3 separate regions of the Homo sapiens genome follow, and regions 2 and 3 are each linked to region 1. Evidence: chromatin contacts called from ENCODE Hi-C or POLR2A ChIA-PET data. All regions are on one chromosome and are shown on one strand. The core of a region is the stretch at or near the end of the contact, and the rest is flanking DNA. Distances in the headings are between cores, read along the strand shown.

Region 1 (2,965 bases), core at 180-2,679:
TTTCTTTCTTTCCTTCCTTCTCTCTCTCTCTCTTTCTTTTCTTTTCTCTTTCTTTTTTTTTTTTTTGAGATGCAGTCTTGCTCTGTCACCCAGGTGGTGTGATCTTGGCTCACTGCAACCCAGAGCAGTGGGGGTGATCTTGGCTCACTGCAGCCTCCGCCTTCCAGGTTCAAGCAATTCTGCCTCAGCCTCCTGAGTAGCAGGGATTAGCGCCATCAGTCCCAGCTAATTTTTGTATTTTTAGTAGAGATTTCATCATGTTGTCCAGGCTGGTCTCGAACTCCTGACTTCAAGTGATCTGCCCATCTCAGCCTCCTAAAGTGCTGAGATTACAGGCAGGAGCCACCACACCTGGCTCAGTATTTGTTTTATTTTTGTTGTGTTTATTTATTTAGAGACAAGGTCTTGCTCTGTTGCTCAGGCTGGAGTGCTGTGGCAGGAACACAGCTCACTGCAGCCTCCACTACCTCAATTCAGGCGATCCTCCCACCTCAGCTGAGACTACAGGTGTGCATCACCATGCCTGGTTAATTTTTTCGTTTTACCATGTTGGCCAGGTTTGTCTCGAACTCTTGGGCTCTGCTGTCCTCCTACCTTAGCCTCCCAAAGTGCTAGGATTGTAGGCGTGAGCCACTGTGCCCAGCTGGTGTTCAGTATTTGAATCCATATTTCCTGTAGCCGCAACCAAAGTTCCACTGTTAGGTCTCACTTTGACTTTAATAATTGTGTTCAGGCTGGGCACACTGGCTCAAGCCTGTAATCTCAGCAGTTTGGGAGGCCGAGGTGGGTGGATCACATGAGGTCAGGTGTTTGAGACCAGCCTGTCCAACATGGCGAAACCCTGTCTCTACTAAAAATACAAAACATTCTCCGATCGTAGTGGCGGGCGCCTGTAATCCCAGCTACTTGGGAGGCTGAAGGAGGAGAATTGCTTGAACCTGGGAGGCAGAGGTTGCAGTGAGCGGAGATCACGTCATTGCACTCCAGCCTGGGCTACAGAGCGAGACTCTGTCTCAATAAGTAAATAAATAAATAAATAAATAAATAAATAAATAAATAAATAATTGTGTTCGGAGTCAGCATCATTCTTCCTGAAGTTCACCACTCCTTTGCCAAGAACACTTCCTGAAACACTGACAAGCAGGACCTTGAATAATGGGGTATGGTTGGTAACAACTCACTCATTCAACAAACATTGAGCACCTATTTTGTGCTTGCCTCTAAATGAAGAGCTGGTTGTATTATTTATTTTTTTAGGTGACAGGGCTTTCCCTATGTTGCCCAGGTTCGTCTCAAACTCCTGGGCTCAAAAGATCCTCATCTTCTCAAGTGGTTGAATATACACGCTCCAGCGACCATGCCTGGCTGAATGAAGAGCTTTGAGATTTTGAAGAAACAGGAACCATGAAATTTGCTTTGCAACTGTTTGCAACCTTTAAGGAAGACTGAAAAGGCATTCCTGAAGCATGTGAGAAGCAGTCTGTGTGACCTGATGACTCAGAACTGCTTGGAATTTAGATTAGGACAGATATGAGCTTAGGCTTCACTCTGCCACATATTTAACTTCTCTAAGTCTTAGTTTTCTTTTCTTTTTTTTTTTTTTTGAGATGGAGTCTCGCTCTGTCACCCAGGCTGGAGTGCAGTGGCACGATCTTGGCTCACTGCAAGCTCCGCCTCCCGGGTTCACGCCATCCTCCTGCCTCAGCCACCCGAGTAGCGGGGACTACAGTCGCACACCGCCACGCCTGGCTAAATTTTTGTATTTTTAGTAGAGACGGGGTTTCACCGTGTTAGCCAGGATGGTCTCGATCTCCTAACCTTGTGATCCGCCCGCTTCGGCCTCCCAAAGTGTTGGGATTACAGGTGTGAGCCATCGCGTCTGGCCTCTAAGTCTTAATTTTCTTATCTGTAATGTAGAGTTGTCAGGCTAGTGCATGTAATAAGCACTCATGAAAGACTGACTATTATCTTGCGAAAAATTGGAAGAGATCATATGAGGTACAAGGACCTTCCATCTGCACTGGGCTGTACATTGAATGTTGTGGTTACTGTTGAAGCATTGGTAAATCACATGAATCCAATGGTAAAACCACACCCTAAGGTCAGACTCAGTGGCTCACGCCTGTAATTCCAGCACTTTGGGAAACCAAGGCAAGAGGATTGCTTGAGCTCAGGAGTTCGATACCAGTCTAGGCAACCTGTTTCTATAAAAAGTTAAAAAATTAGCTTGGTGTGGTGGTGTGCACTTCTGGTCCCAGCTACTCAGGAGGCTAAGGTGGGAGGATCCCTTGAGCCCAGGTGGTCGAGGCTGCAGTGAGCCAGGATCACACCATTGCATTCCAGCCTGGATGACAGTGTGAGGCCCTGTCTTAAAAAAGACAAAAACAAACCAAAAAAACCCACACCCTAGTGGGTAAGGGGCAGCAGAGGTCCCACCCAAGAGTGAAATCATTTTTGGTGTCAGTAATCAGGGAGAGTAATATACCCTCAGGCCAGAAACTAGAGGTGAGTGATGGCTCACGCCTATAATCCCAGCACCTTGGGAGGCTGAGGCAGGTGGATTGCTTGACCTCAGGAATTCGAGACCAGCCTGGGCAACATAGGAAGACCCCATCTCTAAAAATAAATTTCAAAAATTAGTTGGGCATGGTGGCATGTACCTGTAGTCCCAGCTACTATGGAGGCTGAGGTGGGAGGATCCAATTGAGCCTGAGAGGTCAAAGCTGCAGTGAATTGTGATTGTGCCAAGACCCTGTCTCTAAAATAAAATAAAATTACAATTAAAAACTAGAGCTGAAAGGACAGGTTCTAGGTTAACTGGTAGTAGTTGTTCATTCATCTGTATAAAAAGTACTTTTTTGAGCACCTACTCTGTGCTGTGCATGGAATGAACAAATGTCTTTATTTGACTTGAACACAGACCATAGAAGTAACTAACAGTGGAACTGGGAGTGGCACTCTCCAT
Region 2 (3,042 bases), core at 543-3,042, 630 kb before region 1:
TTTAAAAAAACAGCCGGGCACGGTGGCTCATGCCTGTAATCCCAAACCTTTGGGAGGCCAAGGCGGGCAGATCACTTGAGGTCAGGAGTTCGAGACCAGCCTGGCCAGCATGGTGAAACCCCCATCTCTACTAAAAATACAAAGATTAGCCGGGCGTGGTGGCACACGCTACTTGGGAGGCTGAGACACGAGGATCGCTTGAGCCCAGGAGGTGGAGGTTGCAGTGAACCGAGATCGCGCCACTGCACTCCAGCCTGGGCAACAGAACAAGACTCCGTCTGAAAAAAAAAAAAAAAAAAAAATTTGGTTGTACACGTAAAACAGATGGATATTGTGGTATGCAAAGCTGTTTAAAAAAAAAAAAAAAAACAACTAATGAAAAGTGCCAAAGTTAATCAGTGTTGAATTTTTTTCATGAACCTCAAGTGCTTAGGGTTTCGTATGAGAGAGGCCAAACCGAAAGATCTGTGTATTCTGTAGGTCAAAGAACAACACACATGAAACTCCGAGCTTCTGGAGTCTTCCTTGGTATTTGGGAGAGTTGGTGTGATTCAGGTTAGTCAGACTACTGCCATGTTTGCATAAATTTCAACCTTCATTTTGGCTGTGGATAATTTCATCCGTTGGATTCTGTTTACAGATAGGATTAGTTCAAATGTATAAATTTGTGTTGGTGGTTTACCTGTAAAATGAGGGGGTTGAAAGTATTTTTCCACCTTTTGACATTCTGTTTTTTATTATTTTTTTAATCTCCGTGGATTCCAGACATTGTTTTTCTAGAAAAGTGGAAATAACATCATTTTAGAAGTCATTCATTCATTCGCTCATTCAAAAAGCACGTATTGAATTATTGAACATCTGTTACACCCCAGGCAGCCTCCTGGACACTGGGTCAATGCATTATTAGCTAGAGTTAGGAGACTTAATACCTGATTCTCCTTGATAGCTGTCTGTGTACCGTTGTGAAATCACCTACTCAGATGAGCCAGAACTTTGTCCTGTGCAAACTGGAATATGATATAATAATCTTACAGTCTATTGTGGAGACCAAGTCACCTAAGAAAATGTGAGAGCATTTTGTAAAATGCAGAATATTGTACATATATGAATAATTACTATAGCCTGAGTCCAAGAGTGCCTTAGTTTTAATCAGGAGCCTGCACTATTTGTAATTTAGAGACTTCTTTTTCTGGCATTTTATGACTTCTTCAGTCCCTTGGTCCTGTGTTCCAGGTGACTCGTAGTGAGAAAAATTAGTTGTTAATCTTTTTTTTTTTTTGATACAGAGTCTCACTGTCGCTCAGGTTGGAGTGCAGTGGCACGATGCCGGCTCACTGCCACCTCCGTCTCCCGGGTTCAAGCGATTCTCCTGCCTCAGCCTCCGGAGTAGCTGGGATTACAGGCGTGCGCCACCACGCCCAGCTAATTTTGTATATTTAGTAGAGACGGGGTTTCACCATGTTAGCCAGGGTGATCTCGAACTCCCGACCTCAGGTAATCCGCCCGCCTCCGTCTCCCAAGGTGCCGGGATTACAGGCGTGAGCCACCGCGCCTGGCCCCCAAATTAGCTGTTAATCTAAACCACTGAATCTTAACCTCAGTTTTGAGTAGGATAACTCCATGGGCAGAGAAAGCTAAGTAGTGCCTTTAAATTTTTTTGCCAATAACTGACGCACTAACGTTGTGGCTTCACTCTGCCCTAAAATGGGATGGCGCATAGTGTTAGGCGCATGCTCCTTGATGCACTGCGGCGCGGCGCTCCGAGGCTCGGGGACGCGCACGCAATTCGCTGTTGTTGGCTGACTTCCGGTGGTGCCAAAGCCGTTTCCGTGGAATCAGGCCGGCTGGTGAGGGTACAGGTTTGTGTGTGGTGGGGTGGGAAGAGGCAGGTGGGAGCTGGGACACCTGGACGAACGATGTCCAGGTTGAGAAGGTCGGGTCTGAGGGTGGGCGCTGGGTGCGTGGCGGAAGTTAAGGGCGTGAAGTCCAGTGTCTAGTTGGGAATGGGGACTGGAGCCAGCCCTGGGCACCGAGGTGGAAGCGCGGTTAGGACCCCTTTTGAAAATGTTTTCCTAGGAGAGGGCCGTGCCGGGGCTGCCTCCACATTGGCATTCATTCACCCTGCTGGTCCGACTTGGGTTCCCAAAAAAGTGGATTCTGTCGAGCTACTGCTGTGTTTGAGGTGCCTGGAGCTGAAGTAGCTGTCTTTCTTTCCTTCTTTTTCTTTCTTTCTTTTTCTTTTTTTCCCCTTTTTTTGATCTCAGTAATTATCTGTGAAATAAAAGAGCTGCCCTGGCTACTCCCATTCTATTTCTTATAAGGTCACCACCATCTCTCACAGGAATCAACGAAATCTTCATGTTTTATTGAGCTTTAGTTACTGAGTTTTAATTACATCAGTTGATTGAGGGGATGGAGAATCTCCCCTAATGTCTTGGAGAAACAGAAGGGAGGTTTAAAACTAACTGTAGGTCGGGCGCGGTGGCTCACGCCTCTAATCCTAGCACTTTGGGAGGCTGGGGCGGGAGGATCGCTTGAGGCCAGGAGTTTGAGACCAGCCTGGGTAACAAATCGAGACCCCGTCTCTACAAAAAAAAAAAAAGAAAAAAAGTCGTTGAGGGTGGTGGCAAGTGCCTTGTAGTCCTAGCTACTCGGGAGGCCGAGGCCAGAGGGTCACTGGAGCCCAGGAGTCTGAGGCTGCAGTGAACTAGGATCTTGCCACTGCACTCCGGTCTGGGCAACAGAGCGAGACCTTGTCTCTGGAAAGAAAGAGAGAGAGAGAGAAAGAAAGAAAAGAAGAAAGAGAAATCTAACCTTAGACGCTTAGAGTTACAAATAACTTTTATTTTTCAGTTCTCTAGTTCAGGCTTTCATCTAGTACTCTGATAAGTGGACATTCAGGCTTCGCTTGAACATTGCCAGTGATCTAACACAAGGCGGCTTATTCTATTATTGGATCTATTTATGACAGTAAAGTTTTCCTGGGTAATAAGATGCCTTTTTTTTTTTTTTTTTTTTTTTTTTTTGACAGAGTCTCCCTCT
Region 3 (2,867 bases), core at 79-2,578, 840 kb after region 1:
GGCCAGAACACTGGCAGGCTGGCCTGTTCCCTCCTAGAAGGAGATTCTTCTCTGGGTAACCTGACTGGCCCCAGACGAAAGACCTAAAGATCCAGACATGTGGGGACTCCCCCAGCAAACAGTCCCGTCCAGATGCCCACCATGTGAGCTTCCAATCAGCGCCTTCGTTCCCATGTCAGAGCTTTCTCTTTGCTACTCCCCACCCACGCTGCCTGGCCCTCTGCACTGGGGGTATTCCAGGAAGAGACCACATGAGCAATACCCCACACCCTCTGACTAGCAGTTGGTCTAGACAACGCAGAACCCGGAAGACCAGAGGGAGGAGGAGCGTGAGATCAAGATATCTGTTCCTCTGGTTCTTCTCTTAGAGGGTTCCTCTCTTAGGCTGCCTGTGTCTCTCAACCAAAGGTTATAGCTCTCCTATACTCTGTCTTTGTAAATGGCCATTTTGTAAAGAAATCCTCCTAAAATAATCCTAACTTGAGTAAACCATATGTTTACTGTAAGGACTTAACTGATATTTGCCTGTCTTATAAATAATCAGTCAAAGATCACCAGACAGCTGAAAAAAACCTCAGACATGGAAGATAAAAACAAATGAGCAAAAAGCAGACTGAAAAGCAATTTGCAGAAATAGTTTCTACACAGGAAGAAGAAAACTTCAAAAGAAAAATATCAAATAATACTTCAGAGAGGCCAGGCACAGTTGCTCACACCTGTAATTCCAGCACTTTGGGAGGCTGAGGTAGGTGGATCACCTAAGGTCAGGAGTTTGAGACCAGCCTGGTCAACATAGTGAAGCCTCGTCTCTACTAAAAATACAAAAATTACCCAGGCATGGTGGCGCGTGCCTGTAATCCCACCTACTCAGGAGGCTGAGGCAGGAGAATCGCTTGAACCTGGGAGGTGGAGTTTGCCGTGAGCCGAGATCGTGCCATTGCACTCTAGCCTGGACAACAAGAGCGAAACTCCGTCTCAAAAAAAAAAAAAAAAACAGGAGAACAGGAGGACACATGAGTTTGGAGCTTCATACAAACGTGTGGTCAATAACAGAACAGGCCTGTATTTACCTGTGTACAAAAACGCCTGTGTGTCTGCAGCTACAGACAACCTACTATGAAACCACTAATCATTTCCTCATTGCTTTCGGATTCAGGCTTCTCCTCCAGACATGCTTAGCTGTGGTTTAGGAGCTGCTACGCTTATGGGGTCTTTCCAGTGTCTTCCTAGCGCCTTCCTTTCCTCTCCCAACCCCTACGCCCTCTGCCCTCAGGGTTCCCAGGTTAAACAATCAAGATACACACTTCCGCCTCTAGGCACCACGCCCCATCCTCTTCCTGGAGCTCCACCCACAACAAGGTACTGAAGAGGAGGAAGTAGAGAGGAAGAACACTAGATTATTGAATAAATAACCTGAGAATTGAATAAATTGGAAGTTAGCCCTATTGTTAATCTTTGAACCATGGGAAATGGTAGCATGGGAAGAATGACCCCTAAAGCCACTGAGTTGGGGTGGGGCTGGCTCTCCTCCACTTAAAACCCCTCAGGGCTCTGGCTTATTCCCAGAATAAGGCTGAAATCCCTTCACCGAGAAAAGGGTTCTCCAGAAGTCACCCTGCTTTTCTCTCCTGCCTCATCTCTTGCCACTTTCTCCTTGTTATCTGGGCTCCAGCCACAATAAACAATGTTCTTGCAGACAAGAGCATTGACTTCATGTGGGCAAGTGTGGCTCTTGTCCCGGGCCTCATGGTTAGAGGGCCCTGAATTATTCACACATGTGCACACACACATTTAACACACACTGCTCCTCTGTCATTAGGGATCGGGTGCTTTTTGCTGACTTAGAGAAACCCCATGCCTGAAACCTACTCATCTGCTCTCAGGAGAGGTAGTAATTGTCACTGCTCATTGATAAACACTCCCTGTCTTCATTGGAGCAGGCCCAGGGGTTGTTGGGTTTAACTCCATCCCAAATTCCAGAGATGAGCCAGGTTGATGTAAGCTAGTCAGGGGATCTCCCTCCACCTGTCTCTTCCCTGTACCTACAAGCATGCACAAACAGGGCACAGCACTTCCCTGGTCAAAGGGCTTGGTTCGATTGAGGATAGAGCAGTGGATGGCACAGGAGACACCCCCCTCCCTTGCTCTGAATCAGGCAGAGTGTAGATGTGAGGCCTGGGAATGATAACAGCCATTTAGTTCCCCCAAGATAAGCCAGACTTGGAACATTGCCACTTGACACCCCCATTACCCAAAGACAACTGGAGATAGCTGAGCTAAAGCTCAAGCATCGTCATTTGGAGGTTGGTTGGTTCGTTTGTTTGTTTGTTTGTTTTGAGACAGGGTCTCTGTCACCTGGGCTGGAATGCAGTGGCATGATCTCGGCTCGCTGCAACCTCTGCCTCTCGGTTTCAAGCGATTCTCCTGCCTCAGCCTCCCCAGTAGCTGGGATTACAGGCGTGCACCACCATGCCCAGCTAATTTTTGTATTTTTAGTAGAGATGGAGTTTCACCATGTTGCCCAGGCTGGTCTTGAACTCCTGACCTCAAGTGATCTGCCTACCTCGGCCTCCAAAAGTGCTGGAATTACAGGCATGAGCCACAGTGCCACTGCACTCCAGTCTGGGCGATAGAGGGAGACTTTGTCTTAAAAAAGGGCCAGGTGCAGTGGCTCACTTCTGTAATCCCAGCACTTTGGGAGGCCGAGGCGGGCAGATCATCTGAGGTCAGGAGTTCGAGACCAACCTGGCCAACATTGTGAAACCCCATCTCTACTAAAAATACAAAAATTATCCAGGTGTAGTAGCTCACGCCTGTATTCCTAGCAACTCGGGAGGCTGAGTCATGAGAATCGCTTGAACCTGGGA

Evidence for each region. Hi-C counts contacts between places; a loop is a spot of excess contacts on that map. ChIA-PET counts read pairs that join two places held with the same protein, here RNA polymerase II (POLR2A). Pooled maps may share reads with other maps.
Region 2: a loop to region 1 is called in a pooled map, with 7 times the contacts of the local background. The contact joins the promoter of GON4L here to the enhancer-like site in region 1. A Hi-C loop is called at or near these places in 2 of 37 single-sample maps with no recorded cell type and 6 of 50 pooled maps.
Region 3: a loop to region 1 is called in a map with no recorded cell type, with 3 times the contacts of the local background. The contact joins two enhancer-like sites. A Hi-C loop is called at or near these places in 1 of 37 single-sample maps with no recorded cell type. POLR2A ChIA-PET finds 5 or more read pairs at or near these places in 1 of 52 experiments (activated T-cell).

Annotation. Positions count from the first base shown.
Region 1 is chr1:155,223,380-155,226,344 of GRCh38, reverse strand. It overlaps the pseudogene GBA1LP. Among named protein-coding and RNA genes, the nearest start is that of MTX1, 16 kb to the right of the region's middle. Within about 2 kb of position 1,429, at least 9 of the 41 ENCODE cell types and tissues checked have a DNase peak (open chromatin) inside an H3K27ac peak, as active enhancers do.
Region 2 is chr1:155,855,964-155,859,005 of GRCh38, reverse strand. GON4L (gon-4 like) reads left to right here and starts at 1,792. Exons shown (of 32, transcript NM_001282860.2): 1 at 1,792-1,859. RefSeq lists enhancers at 839-1,426, 1,713-1,912.
Region 3 is chr1:154,384,177-154,387,043 of GRCh38, reverse strand. No RefSeq gene overlaps it. Among named protein-coding and RNA genes, the nearest start is that of IL6R, 20 kb to the left of the region's middle. RefSeq lists an enhancer at 91-300. Within about 2 kb of position 1,328, at least 11 of the 41 ENCODE cell types and tissues checked have a DNase peak (open chromatin) inside an H3K27ac peak, as active enhancers do.